Linked DNA regions of Mus musculus: region 1 is linked to region 2. Evidence: chromatin loops called from intact Hi-C (ENCODE). Cell type or tissue: left cerebral cortex. All regions are shown on one strand.

What was found. A loop is a pair of places that touch in the nucleus more often than their neighbours do. Peaks named below come from ENCODE experiments on the same cell type or tissue, not always from the same donor. Only the 100,000 strongest peaks of a DNase experiment are listed, where the experiment ranks them.
Region 1: it touches region 2 in a loop (2.0-fold over the local background); 15 of 42 quality-filtered maps call a loop at or near these places.

The regions. Positions count from the first base shown.
Region 1 is chr4:108,692,202-108,700,201 of GRCm38, forward strand. Zfyve9 (zinc finger, FYVE domain containing 9) reads right to left here. Exons shown (of 19, transcript NM_001384118.1): 5 at 3,568-3,667; 6 at 1,119-1,295. Among named protein-coding and RNA genes, the nearest start is that of Cc2d1b, 76 kb to the left of the region's middle. In left cerebral cortex, a CTCF peak has its summit at 4,939 (motif pointing right); a DNase peak (open chromatin) is centred at 4,965.
Region 2 is chr4:108,776,030-108,784,029 of GRCm38, forward strand. Zfyve9 (zinc finger, FYVE domain containing 9) reads right to left here and starts at 4,810. Exons shown (of 19, transcript NM_001384118.1): 1 at 4,424-4,810. In left cerebral cortex, CTCF peaks have their summits at 1,469 (motif pointing left), 4,708 and 6,650; DNase peaks (open chromatin) are centred at 4,116, 4,776, 5,711, 6,171 and 2 more places; H3K4me3 peaks cover 3,232 bases; H3K27ac peaks cover 3,230 bases.

The sequences.
Region 1 (8,000 bases), 84 kb before region 2:
AGGCAAAGATACCCTGAAGAATCCTGAAGAAACCCTGCTTCCTCAAGGAAGACTTGGCACAGACATCTAGGAATTGAGGCACAGACTGAGCAGGTCCGGCTAAGCTGAGCTGAAGGGGAAGAGCTGATCAGGTGCTGCTTTGCACTTAGTGAAGGGACAGGGAAAGGCTGGGAAACAGCACTTGATGAAACAGTGTCCTTACGTCCAGCTTGGAGATCAGTCTGAACAGTCAAAACAAAGAGACTAGGGAAGAACAACAAAAATAACAAATGAAGCAAAGAGAATAGGATTTTAAGAAAGCCCGAACTCACAAAAATACAAGGATTCTATTCTAAGGGATGACCAGAAGAGGAGAGATGGGGAAGAACGATCATTTCAGTAGAGTCTGATCTTCCAAAGGGAAGGAACGCCTTAACAAGGGAGAGGAGCATTACTAGGTGAACAGACACAAAATTAGCGAAGACAGATTGAAATAACAAGGGAAACGTCTTGATAAAGTCATTTTAAGGAAATATATAATTGTTTTATTTATAATTCATATTCTTCTAAATTTAGTGTGCCTTTCATCTGACACTATCATAACCATAAAGAAGTGACAACCCCCAAAAGTTGAGATTACAACCTATCATATGACATAATCAGAGTTAAAGTCCTGGATTTAAAGGTCTATATATGAGGTAATATTTTATATTTTTATAATGGACAAATTAATCATGAAAAGAGAACATGGCAATGTTTATTTCTGAAAGCACTACCAGAATGGACTGGTCAGCAGGAAGAAGGCTCGTTTTTATCACTTGGCAAACTCCTACAAAGAACATTTAAGTAAGTATGAATATAGGGCCTTACAGGATGGTTTCAAAGTCTACAACTCGCAGGTATAAACACTGAAATTAGTTCAATCTTAGGGTGGAGGGAAATGGACATGTTTTCAGAGGTCCCTCCAAAATATCAGGTATTTTTTTCCTTGCCCACATATAATCTTGACATATCTCTCATTTTTAATAGCCACCCACAGAGGCTTATCTGAGTTTTAAAGAGTGGTGCTGTAAAGCCCTATCAGCACCTTTCAGAGGAACATGGTGAAGAAAAGGAGAGAACAGCACATGATCCCCTACCTTCTGTTCCAGGGTGCTTTAAAACTCCCACAGGTACCATCACAGTGGGAGGTGGAGAGCTCAGGGCTCCTGAGGCCTGAGCTTGCTGCAAGGGAGGGATAGTAGAACAGTATTCAGCAGGATTGTTAGGGTTAGGGCTCTGGCTTGAGGCACTCATCATGTTCTCCCAGGCTTGAGCTAAAGCAAATACAGACACAATCAATGTGAATGGATTGCAAAATATGGACATCAAGACCTTGACAATATTGGATAAATAACGCTGCTCCTCATTAACACTCATAGTATGTCTCTCGCCCAGCTAGTGAAGGTATTCCGGATTAGATGGCTTTAATTCAATTAGAGAGACCACTTAGCTAAGCAAATTATTTGATGAAAAATAGTAACTCCAGGACTGTTGATACTACTGTTAGTTATGTGTATTTGTTTATTTTTTTTAAAGGAGACCTTGTATTTCTTAAAAGGGAGGAAAATAACATCAGATCTGCAACTAAGATAACCTTTATATTGTCTATTAAAAAAATCAAAATCAGGGACCAAAAAATATAATTCCAATGTATTACTGTTTTAGTGTTATTTTTAGATTTTCAGGTTCTTTTTAGCTGAGATAAAATCTCATTTGAAAATTCAGAAGCTTAAAGCTCGGGAGTATGTGTCTCGGTATTTCTATGGTTTACACTTTAATTCAGAAAACACCTCTATAGAAGTATCCAGCTGTAAACCACTGCATGGACTTGGAGTGTCGAAAAAACATAGGATCTACTTGAACATGAAAATGTGCCACTATCATATGAGTGTGATCAACCAGTGTGATCAACAATACATTAAGAGTCTACATAGCTATAATCTTATTAACTACACACTGACATAACATTCTCTTTAAAAGTAAACAGAATGGATGGAGTTACAGAAACCAAAGACATCAAAGGTTTTTTGGGTTTTTTTTTTTTTTTTTGAGGTACAGGTACTATATGGCCAAGAACATGAACTACCCAATTTTTGAGCACCTTAAAAACAGGATACCACCATTCAACATCAAGGAATGATCCAAAAGATTTTGAATATTTATTTTGAATATGTATTTCCTCTATGGCTTGTAACAAAAGCTATGTTCATTTGAAAGCACTGGCAGGAAGAGGGAAGGAAGAGAATAGGAGAAAGGAAAAAGAGGGAACACTGAAAAGCATCAAATTAAATATTCAGAAAGAGACCAGGCTAAGCCATGCAGGAGGAAAGACACTGGCAAAACCAGAAGTAATTACCTTAGGATCCCCTGTTAAGGGCCTCCTTGGCTTAACAAAATGTAAGTGATTTCATACGAATCCTCTGCCATTTCCTTCATCTTTAGCTATGCCAAGTTAAAACAAATTGCTATCAAGTTGGAAGACCTCATCAAATAAAAAAGGCATTAGGTCCTGTGAGTAAGCTGTATATTCTTGTCTGTGGATCTGTATCCACAAATGAAAGCCGTGGAATAAAAAAACATCAGTTGAGCAACTCAGTGACATAACCACCATCCAAACACTGATCCGTAAGAGGAAAGAGAATGATTCGTGTTTCATCAAAATTTTAAGAATTCAGAAATGGGAGGAAATTAGGTAGATCATAGGATATTAGAACAGATCGGATAAACTGACATGCAATAGGTTAATAAGCCAGCAACAGGAAAACATCACTATGAGCAATGCAGACAGACAGAGCAGGAGGGATCTAAGAGCAGATAAATTCTAGTCTCCAGGGTGCCAGGGACATAGTTAGCAACAGTGTCCAGTTTCTACTTGGAATTGTTCTAGTAAATGTACAAAGACACATCCAAAGAGAAAATTCTATCGCATGGTAAGCTTTACTGTATTTATTCACAAGAATACTCAAGAATTTTGGTTTTGATATTTTTTTTTTGTTTTTTAACTAAAATGTCCATGGATTAATTTCTAGTCCCATAAAAGATGAATAATGATTAAGTTTTATCTTCCTTCTCTTGGCTATATTCTTTTCCCATGTAAAAGATATTGTTTTTTCAGAAATAACTGGCAAATAAATGCACAAATTTCTACTTGACACTTGATGCTAAAATACTTATTTCTAAGAAAATTAACATTGTTAAGAAAGTAAGTTCTGAGGAGAACCTTGGCCCAATTTTAAAGTCTCATAGCTATGTAGTCAACACACACCAGCCCGCCCCTCTCATCATCTGACAGGGACATGCAGAGTTACCCAACACCACTTTCTCAAAGGCTTCACTCTTCCCACAGAACCTACCTAGCCTTAGCATTAGCTCATTAAATCTGACAGAGGAGCTCTGCAAAGCTAACATACTTTCAAAGCACGGAGACTAAGCTCAGGGTTTTCAGTTACAGTTATGGCATTCGGGAAGGTGAACAGGGGAAAAGGGACTTTTCATAGGAATTCTCTGCACTGCCCAGTGACTGCATCCAGCTGTTTCAATACGTACCATTCATCAGCACTGAGTGACAGATTACACACACTCTGGCTTCCTTTCTGTCCATGTACAGCAGTTTGCATTTTAGGCTGCAGCAGGAAGCACAGAAAACCTGGGAAGAAAAAAATACACTGAACCATCAGGATCATGGTACAAAACAAGTGAACTAATATTGACCAGCACTGATCAAGAGTGAACCATATTAACTACCATACAACAGAATCAAAAACAAACAAACAAATATAACAACAAAAACTGCAGTTCAAGAAGCTAGAATGCAAAACTAAGGGTGAGATCTACAATTTTATAAGGAACTCAATAAAGCTTGATGAAAATAAAAATATTGGCCATGGTCACACAGAAAATACATAGCAAGGAAAAAAATAAAACAAGATTTTAGTTACCCTTGGGCAAATTCTATATAACACCAGTACCTAAGAGATTGTTGCATCCATTTATCTATATAGGAGAAGGAAATGATCAAAGATGACAAGTTCTGAGTTTTAAGTTCTGTTTTCTATTTCCTAATAACCATACTAGTTTGCTATGAAGAATAAAATCAAAACATACAACTCAATAATAAAAATCAGCACAGCTCTAGCTATAGAAAGCCAGAGCAGGTCACATAGTCAGCCAGGCCATGTTCTAATCCCTCATTCTCACCTTCTGAGCTCAGCTGGGGCCTCCCTTCCTCTCCCTTTCCACACCGTGCAACAATTCCCCAGGTTCTGGTTAAGATTGATCTTCATGGATTCTATAGTCACTTACCACATAGCTTTGTAGAGGAAGAAAGCCATTCCCAGTAAAATAAATTCTATCCTAGTTTTCATGGCCTGGAATTATCTTATGCCTCATAAAATTGAACTAAGAGATGAAGAATCATATCAAAGTTAACATTAGTTAGAGCAGCTTTTTTCCCATTTGGGGAAATGGACATATTCAGCTACTATTACTAATTTAGTTTATAGAGGACTTTGGATTTTTCCAATCAACTAAGATATACAGAGTACAGAAGGTATGCTAGACTTATCTTATCCAGGAAGAAACTAAGGGTTATGTTTCTACTTTCTTTTTCTGAGACAGTTTCACTCTGTAGCCAAGGCCTTGAAATTACAGCAATCTTCCTCCTGCCTCAACATTCTAATTGCAAGGACTACGAGTATAAACCAGCATATGCAGCTAAGAAGCTGAAGAGCCAGACACAGAGTCATTAGGGCAAGCGATGAGATCCTCTGGCTGGGTTCTGCATGAAACTCTTGAGTAAGCTGTGTGCAAAGCTAAGAAGTTAAATTCTACATTGCAATGGAAAACTTAGGATATCTAATTCTAAATGTTGGTGTGCAAGAGAGGCTATGTGCTATACATGTACCATGTGCATGCAGATACCCACGGAAGCCAGAAGAGGTCACTAGATTCCTTGGAACTGCAGCTAACAGACAACTGTGAGCCAAGCTGCTCAATAAATCTTAGCCATATGTAAATGTTCAAGTTAAGTATAATCCCCTCCACTTTACAGATGAACAAACTGCCTTGCCTAAAACTAAAGCAGCAAGTAAGCAGCTATAACGATGTTCAAAACCTGGATCACATTATTTCCAAAGAGAGTTCAAGGCTGAATAGGTAATCACCTAGTATATTTACAATATTTAAGAAATACTGACCCCACTTTGAGCCTTCTTAGAAGGGGAACAAAATACCCATGGAAAGAGTTACAGAGACAAGTTCAGAGCAGAAACGGAAGGAATGACCATCCAGAGACTGCCCCACCTGAGGATCCATCCCATAAACCACCACCAAACCCAGACACTATTGTGGATGCCAACAAGAGCTTGCTGACAGGAGCCTGATATAGCTGCCTCTTGAGAGACTCTGCCAGTGCCTGAAAAATACAGAAGTGGATGCTCACAGCCATCCACTGGACGGAGCACAGGGTCCCCAATGAAGGAGCTAGAGAAAGTACCCAAGAAGCTGAAGGGGTTTGCAGTCCCCTAGGAGGAACAACAATATGAACTAATCAGTACCCCCAGAGCTCCCTGCCAGCAACCAAAGAAAACACATGGTGGGACTCAAGGTTCAGCTGCATATGTAGCAGAGGATGGCCTAGTCAGGCCTAGTCAGTCATCAATGGGAGGAGAGGCCCTTGGTCCTGTGAAGAATGCCAGGGCCAGGAAGCAGGAATAGGTGGGTTGGGGAGCAGGGGAAGGGAGGAAGGGGATAGGGGACTTTTGGAGGGGAAACTAGGAAAGAGGATAACATTTGAAATGTAAATAAAAAATATCTAATAATTAAAAAAAAAAAAGAAATTCTGATCCCATGAGGCTGGTGAAATGGCTTAGTGGATAACGTGCTACAAAACATGATTAGTGACCTGAGTTTAAGCCCCAGAACACATATAAAGGTAGAAAGTGGAAGGAGAGGACTCTACACAGTTGTTCTCTAATCTCCACACACAAGGCCTTGCACTTGTGCACACACACATCATTTGCACACAGTGAATAAACAGACACTGACCTCTTTTGATCTTCACAGTGACCTTAGCAATATATTTCAACCAACTTTTAAACAATTTACTACTCTTTGTTTTTTAAGGAACAATCAGTGACCTTACCTTGCATTAACATTTGAGGGCAGAAGCAAGTCTTATGTAACTGACCACTGAAGGTATAAACCAAATCATAGCCTGTTTGAATGTTCTGCCAATGCAGATCTTATGAAGGTTATTCTGTATTCATTGTTCAAATTCTCAAATGAAAAACAGAAATGGCTGTAACTTAACCAAAAAAATTCAACGTGCAATTTTATTTAAATTAAAAAAAATCAACACCTAAAATAAAATTTAAAATGCATTTAAAAAAATTTTCTGTTTTGAAGTATATTAACAAATTTTTCTTTGAAAATGATGACATATCCACTATGGAAATCAATGTGGGGTTTCCTCAGAAAGCTGGGAACAGATCTACCTCAAGATCCAACTACAGCAACCACTTGCTCTTGGGCATGTACCCAAAGAACTCTATATCCTACTACAAAGACACTTGCTCATCCATGTTCATTGCTGCTCTGTTCGTAACAGCCAGACATTGGGGACAGCCTCGATGTCCATCAACAGGTAAAAGGAAAAAGAAAATGTTGTGCATTCATGCAATGGGATATTATTCCAGGGTTAAAACATTCTCCTTAACATAACCTGCAGTCTATCTGACCTGCTCCCTGACTTCCTCTACAACATCTTCTTATGGGACTCTTTCCTCATTCACTACACTTTACCAAGGGACTCATTTCATAAACAGTGCTTTTCTGCCTCTGGTCTTCCTTCAGGCTGTTCTTTTTGGAATATCAAACGTCGGTTCACACAGGCCTTTGCAGCATGCCCTACACATAAACGACCTTCAACACTAACTTTCTTGTTTATTTCCTTCATAGTCTTTACCATAACTTATATATGCGTGGCTTTGGGATACATAATACACATGGGATTATGGATAACAGTTACTGTTGATATAAACTCCACACTTGGTACAGAGACAAATGAGTGAATAATCAACACAATCAATCAGCCAACTATGACTTGTTTATTCATTGGCAACAAATGTTTATTGAACACGGTGAAGCTGCAATTACTGTGCTGTATACTGGAAATGCAAATAACAACCAGAATAAATGCCAGGGTTCGGTACAACAGAGAACAAAGACAAAGCTGTGTGATAACTGCTCTGTGATAGGTCAGAGTTTCTTTTAATCAACATAATCTTGTAGAGAGTGTATAATGGGAAATTTTTCCCTAGCTTCATTAGAAATCACATTGAACCTGCTGGTCTTATTTGACCATGCCAGAACATGTCAGGTAGAGTATAAGGGGAAACTGAATTGCATGTAATATCCTATTTAAAGAAGGTAATTATTGTTCTCATATCTGTTGATTCCCATCAGTACATAAATAAGAATCTATGGAGGTTTGAATGAGTATGGCCTCCACAGGCTCCTGTGTTTGTATACATAGTCCCTAGCTGATGAACTGTTTAAAAGGATATAAGGTATGTCCTTGTTGGAGGAGATGTGTCACTGGGAGTGGGCTCTGAGGATTCAAAAGCTCTATCTGCTGCCTGTGTAAAGCTCTCAGCTACTGTCCCAGTGCCATGCCTGACTGCTTCCCATTGTCAATGACAATGACAAACTTGTCTTTGTCTCAATCTATTTTTTTTTTGTCTCAACTTACTGTTAAATAAGAAATCTAAGAAATACAACTGTTTTAAAGTATTTCTTGGGCTGAGAATGTAACTCAGTTGGTAAACTACTTGCCTGGTAGTACAGACCTGTAAACCAACACTGCAAAAGTTCAAGGGTTGTCTTCAACAGCACAGCTAGTCTGAGGTCAATCAGGGCTTACATGAGGTCCTGCCTCAAACAAACAAGAGGTGTGAGGCATACACATCTGTAATCCTATC
Region 2 (8,000 bases):
ATACAAATATACATACTGTTCAAATTTTTACAATACTTCAGGTCTCTTAGTTGGACTATTTAAAATAAATTCAGCAAGGCACAGTGGTTCTTGGCTATGATCCCCTCACTTGGGAAGTAGAATGAGAGATCGAAGTTCAGGATCATCCCCAGCTACCATCACAAGTTCTAGGCTAGCCCAGGCTACATCAGACCTTACAGAAAGTTCTAGGCTAGCTCAGGGCACATCAGACCTTACAGAAAGAAAGAAAAAAAAATTAAAGCACTACCTAATTTATAAAATGGAGAACTTATAAATAACAATTTCAAAGTATTTCATTAAATAAAATTTATGATGAAGCATGAGACATTCTATTAACTATATAATCAAAATACTAATTCTGTAAACTTGTCTCATCCTTAATTTGGCAATCTTTGCAATCGGTCATGCTAGCTTTATTTTTTAGCAGAAAACTGAATAATGAATAATCTTTTAAACTTTCTCAAAACTCAAAGAAATATACTTTCCATTTCTAGAGTAATGCTTATTTATATATAGAACAAGCTCTGATTTACTTAATCCTCACAATAATCCTATAAAATGTATACTATTAGCTTTATTTTATAGACGAATAAAGACTTAAAAGAGTGTAAACAAGACTGATCAAGGTTATAAGACACATATGTATGTGTATATATACACACACACAAACACATACACATATAAATGTATATGTATGTAAGTTATAAGAACTCTGATTCTTGTAACTTGGGACTGGAGAAATGGCTCAGTGAGCAGATGGCTCACTGGCTGCTCTTCCAGAGGTCCCGAGTTCAATTTCCACCAACCATTTGGTGACTCACAACCATCTATAATGGGTTCTGACGCCCTCTTCTGTCATGAAGGCATACATACAAATAGAGCAGTCATATAGATAAGTAAATCTTAAAAAAAAAAAAAAACAAAGAACTTTGATTCTCATCACTATAGATTATAAGGAAAAGTCTATGTTTTGAGTAGTACTCTTCAGTTCTTAAACTAAAGTACATGAAGTATTTTTGTCCAGCATCTGCAACTCGGTATTTTCCAACGATAAGTACATACCAAGAATGTCACTCTATATACTAATTCACACACTGCAGGGCAAATATACAAAAATGAAGTGAAAGTGAAGACCAATGTAAAGCTGGAAGTAAAGTAACACGTCTATCCCAGGCATAGAGAATATTGGTTTAGTTAAAGAGGAAATGAAAAATATGTGCACATTACAATAAAAATTTTCCCATCAAATTTTTTTCAAAAATCCAAAAGTAGAACTAGTCGAAAGAATGAAAGAATGAAAGAATGAAAGAATGAAAGAAAGAAAGAAAGAAAGAAAGAAAGAAAGAAAGAAAGAAAGAAAGAAAGAAAAGGGGCACTGGATAGAGGTCCTGAATTCAATTCCCAGCAACCACATGGTGGCTAACAACCATCTGTAATGGGGTCTGGTGCCCTCTTCTGGTGTGTCTGAAGACAGCTACAGTGTACTCATCATATATATAAAAATAAATAAATCTTAAAAAAAGAAAGAAACAAAGAAAAGCAAGAAGACAAGCTATAAGTACACAGTGTACACACGCTCTGGCTTTTATTTTTCTTTTCTCCAAAAGGAAAAGTGGGCATGACCATTTCTCTTTCCTGTCTATGATCACTTGCACCTCACAGAAACAAACGGCCCACTTCCCTGGAAGGGCTACCATTACTACAAGAAAGTATAAGAAACTCAGAGCCTAAGTATCTCATTGCTCCTCACATCTGACTCCACACTCTGTACCACAGCATGCAATGCAATCAATAATCATAAAGCATGTATATACCACCCCTAGAAACAAAAGAACTTAAACTAAAATCTAGGCAATTATCTTTTAATCAAGCTTTGTACTTTGCAACCACCAGTCTGTGGCCAGCACATAAGAGGAGCCAAATAAACTTCAGTGAATGGAATAAAAGTGGCAGCTTAGCAGCAGAGGAAGGAATGAGTTCATCCCTACTCATTCACTTGTTCTTTCTTCACTAGGGAGTTAATATAAAACTAGTACTTCCCAAGCGACACATGCTACTCTTTCTTTAAAGAAAACATTGAATCAGGAATTGGAAAATAAAGGAACATTCCATATGATTTTTTTCTCAATTCTGAGAATTAAACTGGGGGGCTTACACATTCTAAGCAAGTCCTCTTCTAGAGTGACCTCCCATTCCTTAGGGATGCATCTTGAAGGGCAAGATCCTGGATGAGACACAGAAGCCCTAAGCAGAGATCTACCTCATTTCACTCAGTTACAACACTTTTCTGACCCAGCCATGTAACAGTTAATTAAACTTGTCCTGCTTCCACAATTAGCTAATTGCTAGCAGAAACCTTGGTCATTTTTGTATTTCCCAGAACACCTAAAACAGAACCTGATATTATTATCACCTAAAATTATATTTTAAAAATTTATACAATACTTTTTGTATGCTGTCTTCTAAAAGCCTTCTAAATACCTAACAGCATTTTACAGACAATATTGACATTTATTCATTGCCAAGATGAATAACCAGATAGTTTTCCTTAACATTCCCACCAAAGGCTTACCATGTTTGTTGACTGAAACAGCTGTTTTTCTATCTGCATTACAAAACCATTATCTGTTGCTATGAAGACCATCTGTAAGCCACTTAAGAGTAATAGTTTTGCTAGAGAGAGGACAATTGTGTCCACCTAAGCGAATCTCTTTTATCAATTATGTCCAAATTTAGTAGTACTAAGAATCAGGAAGGTTGATTTAAAAAAATCAAGATCTTCGAGTTATACCTACAATTCTGATTTAGGGGACCAGGAATAGAATATTTTAATCAGTACCCCCAATTCTAACATTGGTCTTTAGAGACACACTGAGAAAAGAATTCGACTTTTAAAACCTAAGTTAACCAACATACTAATCAAGCCAATGTTTTACAGTTAAAAATGCTTACACAAGATCTGACAAAGGCAAGGCTACAACACTAACACAATGGGTCCTCAAAATTCATCAACATGATGACCCCCTTAGACCTCAGGAGATTCCCACGCTCTGTAGGAAGGTTAAGTCAGGAGTCTTACAGGTAACTATGCATATTAACTGATGGCTCTAACTCTGATAATTAGTAACATATTTTATAAATTTTAAACAAATGTCTGGCTGTAAAGTGGACCAGTCAGGCATTCTTAATTTAATTCCAAAATATAATAATAATTTTATAAATCAGTACACTCTCACTGTAAACTTTGAATGACCATCAAAACATATGACATTACTAGTAATCTCTCTCCAGTTATTAAGTACATATTGAAAGCCAATATAGTACCTCTCTGCGTATCCAAATTTTCTACTATATATACATATTTTCATGCATTGACGTTCTAGATGTACATATAAGTCCTATATAGTAGAAAAATGAGAATAACCTGTAATCACATTTATCATAAACAAGAAGCACCCAATATCTGACGTGTAATGTCAAACTACAATCACTAACTTTTTTTTACATCCTTACCAGAACAAAACAAATCATTTTTCTTGTACAACTGAGTTTATATCCCATTTTCGGCATGTCCTTGCAATTAGGGTAATTAGTATGATTTAAAATCTTCTTGCCATCCGTTCTCTATTTGAGTAAAACATTTTTGTACCAAGGACTGGGGCATTAAAACATTTCCTGTCTCTCTAAAGGTGGAAAAGACATCTTCCTAAAAGATTTTTTTTTTCTTTTTTTAACTGTGAGTAGCTAGGAAACTTAGCATAGCAAAGATGGGATGGGGCTTTCTCCAAAGCAGACCTCGCTCAGAGACAAGATGTAACATAAGGAGGAAAGGATGAGCTAGCGGCAGGTGATGAAATTTCACCTCAAAAAAGGACGCAAAAGGCTGTGTCTCCAGCAAGGGAGGCGTGAATGCTACTCCTGGAGTACCAGGGGCTCCGAGTGCCCCGCACTCTCTGCACCTCAATACTCACCACTCCCCACCCAGGGGGTGGCTCCGCAGGACTCAGTACGCGGAGCAGGCAAGCCAAAGCTGTTTGCAAACAAGCGTCCTCTGCCTCCCTCCGGGATGTGCTCGAAGGGCCCTGGGAAGGAAGGCACGCTCGGCCCCGCCCGGGACAAACGCGAAGGGCACCGGTGCGGCCGCCAGCCCGATCTTCACGTACCCGGCCGCGCCGGAACCCAGGCCCGGCTAAGGGCTTCCCGGCGACTCGGGGCCTAGTCGCCCCCCGCACGCCTTCAATCTCCCGGGGACCCACGGAGAAAGGGCCGAGGCCCCAGAGCTCCGGGGTGCCCGCGGCGGCCGCACTGGCAGGACGCTCCGTCCGCCCGGCCCAATAGCTGGCGCCAGGACCCCTGGGCGGCGCAAGCAGACGAGCCCCGAACCGCAGCGCGCCACACTCACCGCCTCTCCATGGCCCGGGGGTCGTCACTCAGCCGAGAGCCTCGTCCTCAGCGGGGCTCCGCCGCGAAGCCTCGCACTCCTGAGGGGGCTGCGGTCTCAGCGGCCGGGACTGAGGCCCAGCGCCCCTCCAGCCGCCTCAGCCACGCGGGTCCGGGAAAGCGCGGCCGAGCGCGGCCGAGCGCGGCCGGGGGCGCAGCTTACGGCGGGACAACCGAGGCGATGCAGGCAGACGGGCTCGGCGAAGCCTCGGGCGCCGCCGCGGTGGCCGCTTCAGCCGCCCGCGCCGCTGGGCCACAGCGCCCCCTGGACCCCACGTCCCGCTACGGCGCCGGGACTGCGGCGGCCGCACCGGGCACGAGCGGCAGGGAACGCGAGGCAGCGCGGCCTGGGGGTGGCGGGGCCCCGTGCGCCCTGCGCCGCCCGCGGCCCGTGGCCCGCCCCTGACGCGGCTTCCCGGGAGCCGGAAGCTGTCGGCTCCCCCCACACCCCACCCCCGTCAGACCCCAGCACCTTTTTCTTCCCTCCAAGAAGGTATGTGAATGCTTTCGTCACTCGTCTCCGAGAGCGGGAATGTGAGGGAATCTCGGTTCATTTCTCGTGGAGACAGGGGGTCCCTTTTAATTCCCTCAGTGCGTCAGTATGAAAGGAGCGTGACCCAGAACAAATCCCTTTTTTCTTTTCCTAAGCACATGCACAATCCCTTCCCAAAGCAGATAAAGGAATCATCTTTGACCTCAACTTTTTTGGAGCTACTGTGCAGATTCACTACAGAAATGTGCTATAGAATTCCTTAAACCCTATCCTTACCTACAAAGTAGGGGGGAGAAAACAAAAAACAAACAAACAAAACAAAACAAAATTTAAAAAACGCTGACAAAGAGAAGAGAATAACCAACGGGTTGTCCTGAAACCGATAAACAACTTAAAGGTAAGAAAAGACTCATCCTTTTACTAACTTAACCCTGGCCACCACCTCTACCACTTCTGGGTCACCCACCCCTTATCAAATCCTAGATAAAAACTCTGAAAGAAGGAAATTGTTGTGGTTATATTAAAGGCTATGCAGTCATTTTGTTTACAAATGCCTCCTGTTTGATCTTGCCCAGCCTCTAGGATGCTAACATAACGTCACAACTAAAGACTGTCAGAAGGGAAATAGGAAAAAGAAAAAAAAAATTTTAAATCCCCTGGTCCCTCAAATTCCCAAATACTGTGTTTGTTTGGTTGGTTGGTTGGTTGGTTTTGTTTCTGGGAGCTATACTGGAACAAGCAAGGACTTTGGTGTCAGGCAGATCCTGATGCCACTGGTTCCAGTTACATCATGTAGAGTTTTATGACCCTGGCAAGTTATGTAATATTTTTGAACCTCTGTTTTCTCCTGCCTGCCTAGCTGGTTGTGAAGGTTGGGGATGGAAGGACGGGCCTATAGTTCCAATTTTTGTTAATTCCAGAACACCCTAACACTTACTTAGTCATTCTTAATCTGGAGATTGTGCCCATCTGTGTGTGTTTATCCCACCACACTCCCCAACCCCGCTCGTGTGTGTCTGTGTGTGTGTGTGTGTGTGTGTGTGTGCGTGTGCGCGTGTGTGTGTGTGTGTGTGTGTGTGTGTGTGTGTGTGTGTTCCTATCAAAAGGTCATTCTCATCATCCTGGTCTAAGTGAAATTTCCCTGAATTTCACTCGTGCATTTATGTAACATCCTCCTCTGAAGAGGAGAACCTAGTACACTGGATCCTTTGACATTCTACAGCACAGCAGATATCAAAATAGAACCAGCACATTTTTCCTGCATGAAAATATTATAAAATATTATAAGCAATCTTGCCTTACCTTAGATTATGGGATAATAGTAACAAGACATGGGGAAATTACATAAGGAGTCCAGGAGCTGTTCAAGTAATAATTGAGCAGCCACCCAGAGAAAAATATAACCTAGCAGTTCTTTTCTCATCAATGAAAGCTGTTCCTGTACAGTCCCAAGTCTGCCTTTGCCACTTATCTCTGAGTCACATTACACACACACACACACACACACACACACACACACACACACACAATCACTATCCCCTTTTTGTAACGACAGAAACCAGCTCGGAGGAAATGGTGATTCATCCTCACAGCATCTCTAAGAACTCAGTACTTCGGCACCACCACCAAGGGGCATCCAACCGAGAGAAAAGCCGCAAGGAGTCCCTATAACCTAGGGTCTCCTGTCTGATAGCAGTCTTTTCTACAGTAACAAGAGAACACTGTTAGAGTGAGTTGCTATTGATACCATTTGTGCTTTAGCATGGGCCCTTTAATTTCCATCAGTTTGGCTCCCTGACATGACATTGGCACTGTCCTTTCCAATCCAAGCTCACTGCCACTGCAGAAAACCTACATTTGTTTGTGAATAATCAGGACGTCTAGGGTGTAGCTACAGCATGAAGATGATTCATTTGTTCCCAGGACCAGTTTCTTCTTGCCTCACACGTTCTTCCCTTCTATTCAAACTCTTGCTGAGGGAAGCTGCTTGATAGTAACTTGCTTAAAATCGTTCTGTCATATGCTGGCCAGATGGCTCAGTGGGTAAAGGGCCACACCTAGTGATCTGAGTTTTATCTCTGGAACCCCAAGATAGAAGGAGAGAACCAACTACCCAGGAGGCATGCATGCACCCACAGTAGGTCTCCTTTTGTCTGCTCCCATTTCATCCAAGACTGTTTCCCCTCCTGCTTCCTCATCTTACTCTCAGCTCCTGACCTATCTCTCACCTGCCTCCTTTCTTCTGCCTAAGATCTCTTTCTGTTTCAAACCACTTCAACTCGAAGTCAGTTGTCTTGATTCTGCCACTTTCTGTTTGCATTGATTTCCACCACTCTCCGATGACTTTAAAGTATAGCTTAACGCCCCCCCCCTGTAGAATTCCCCACTTCCATGTCTATAGAATTGACATCCTTTAGAAAATCAATATTGTAAGACTGTTTTCATGGAAGTTTGGGATCATCTTTAGTAGAATTTTCTTTGCTCTTTAAACTTTGGGTGAAGCCAGGAGTGCTTCTCTTCATCCACTTGTATATTTGTTTACTTCAAAGGCTGAGGCAAAGGGATCACTATTGTCCAGGAGTTGGAAGCATACCAATGTAGGCAACATACCAATAGTCTCATCTCAGAATTTTAAATGGGGGCGGGAGAGAGATTCAGTGACATCATCATCTAACAGGTGCCTAATCCAGATTCTGGTTATCATATTTAATTGTTAGCACTCACTACTGGACAGTTGGTCACAAAACCTAACAAATTCTACTTCTTGTTTTGTTAAATTATCCTTCTCCTTTCACACACCTCCCTGCACACAAAGGTACAAACCTTTTGATCTAGGATATTTGAATAAATTTTAAGTTTACAGAAGGGAAAGGGGAAAGAGAGTAAAATAAATAAATTTTATATTTGTGTATAAGAATATATACTGTATAAATTTTGTTGAAAGAGAAACATAAAATCTCATCTGCGTTCTTTTTAACCCTGTACTTTCCCAAGTTATAATTCTTCATCAGTACAAGGTCAATACATATTTCCCTGTATGCCTCCC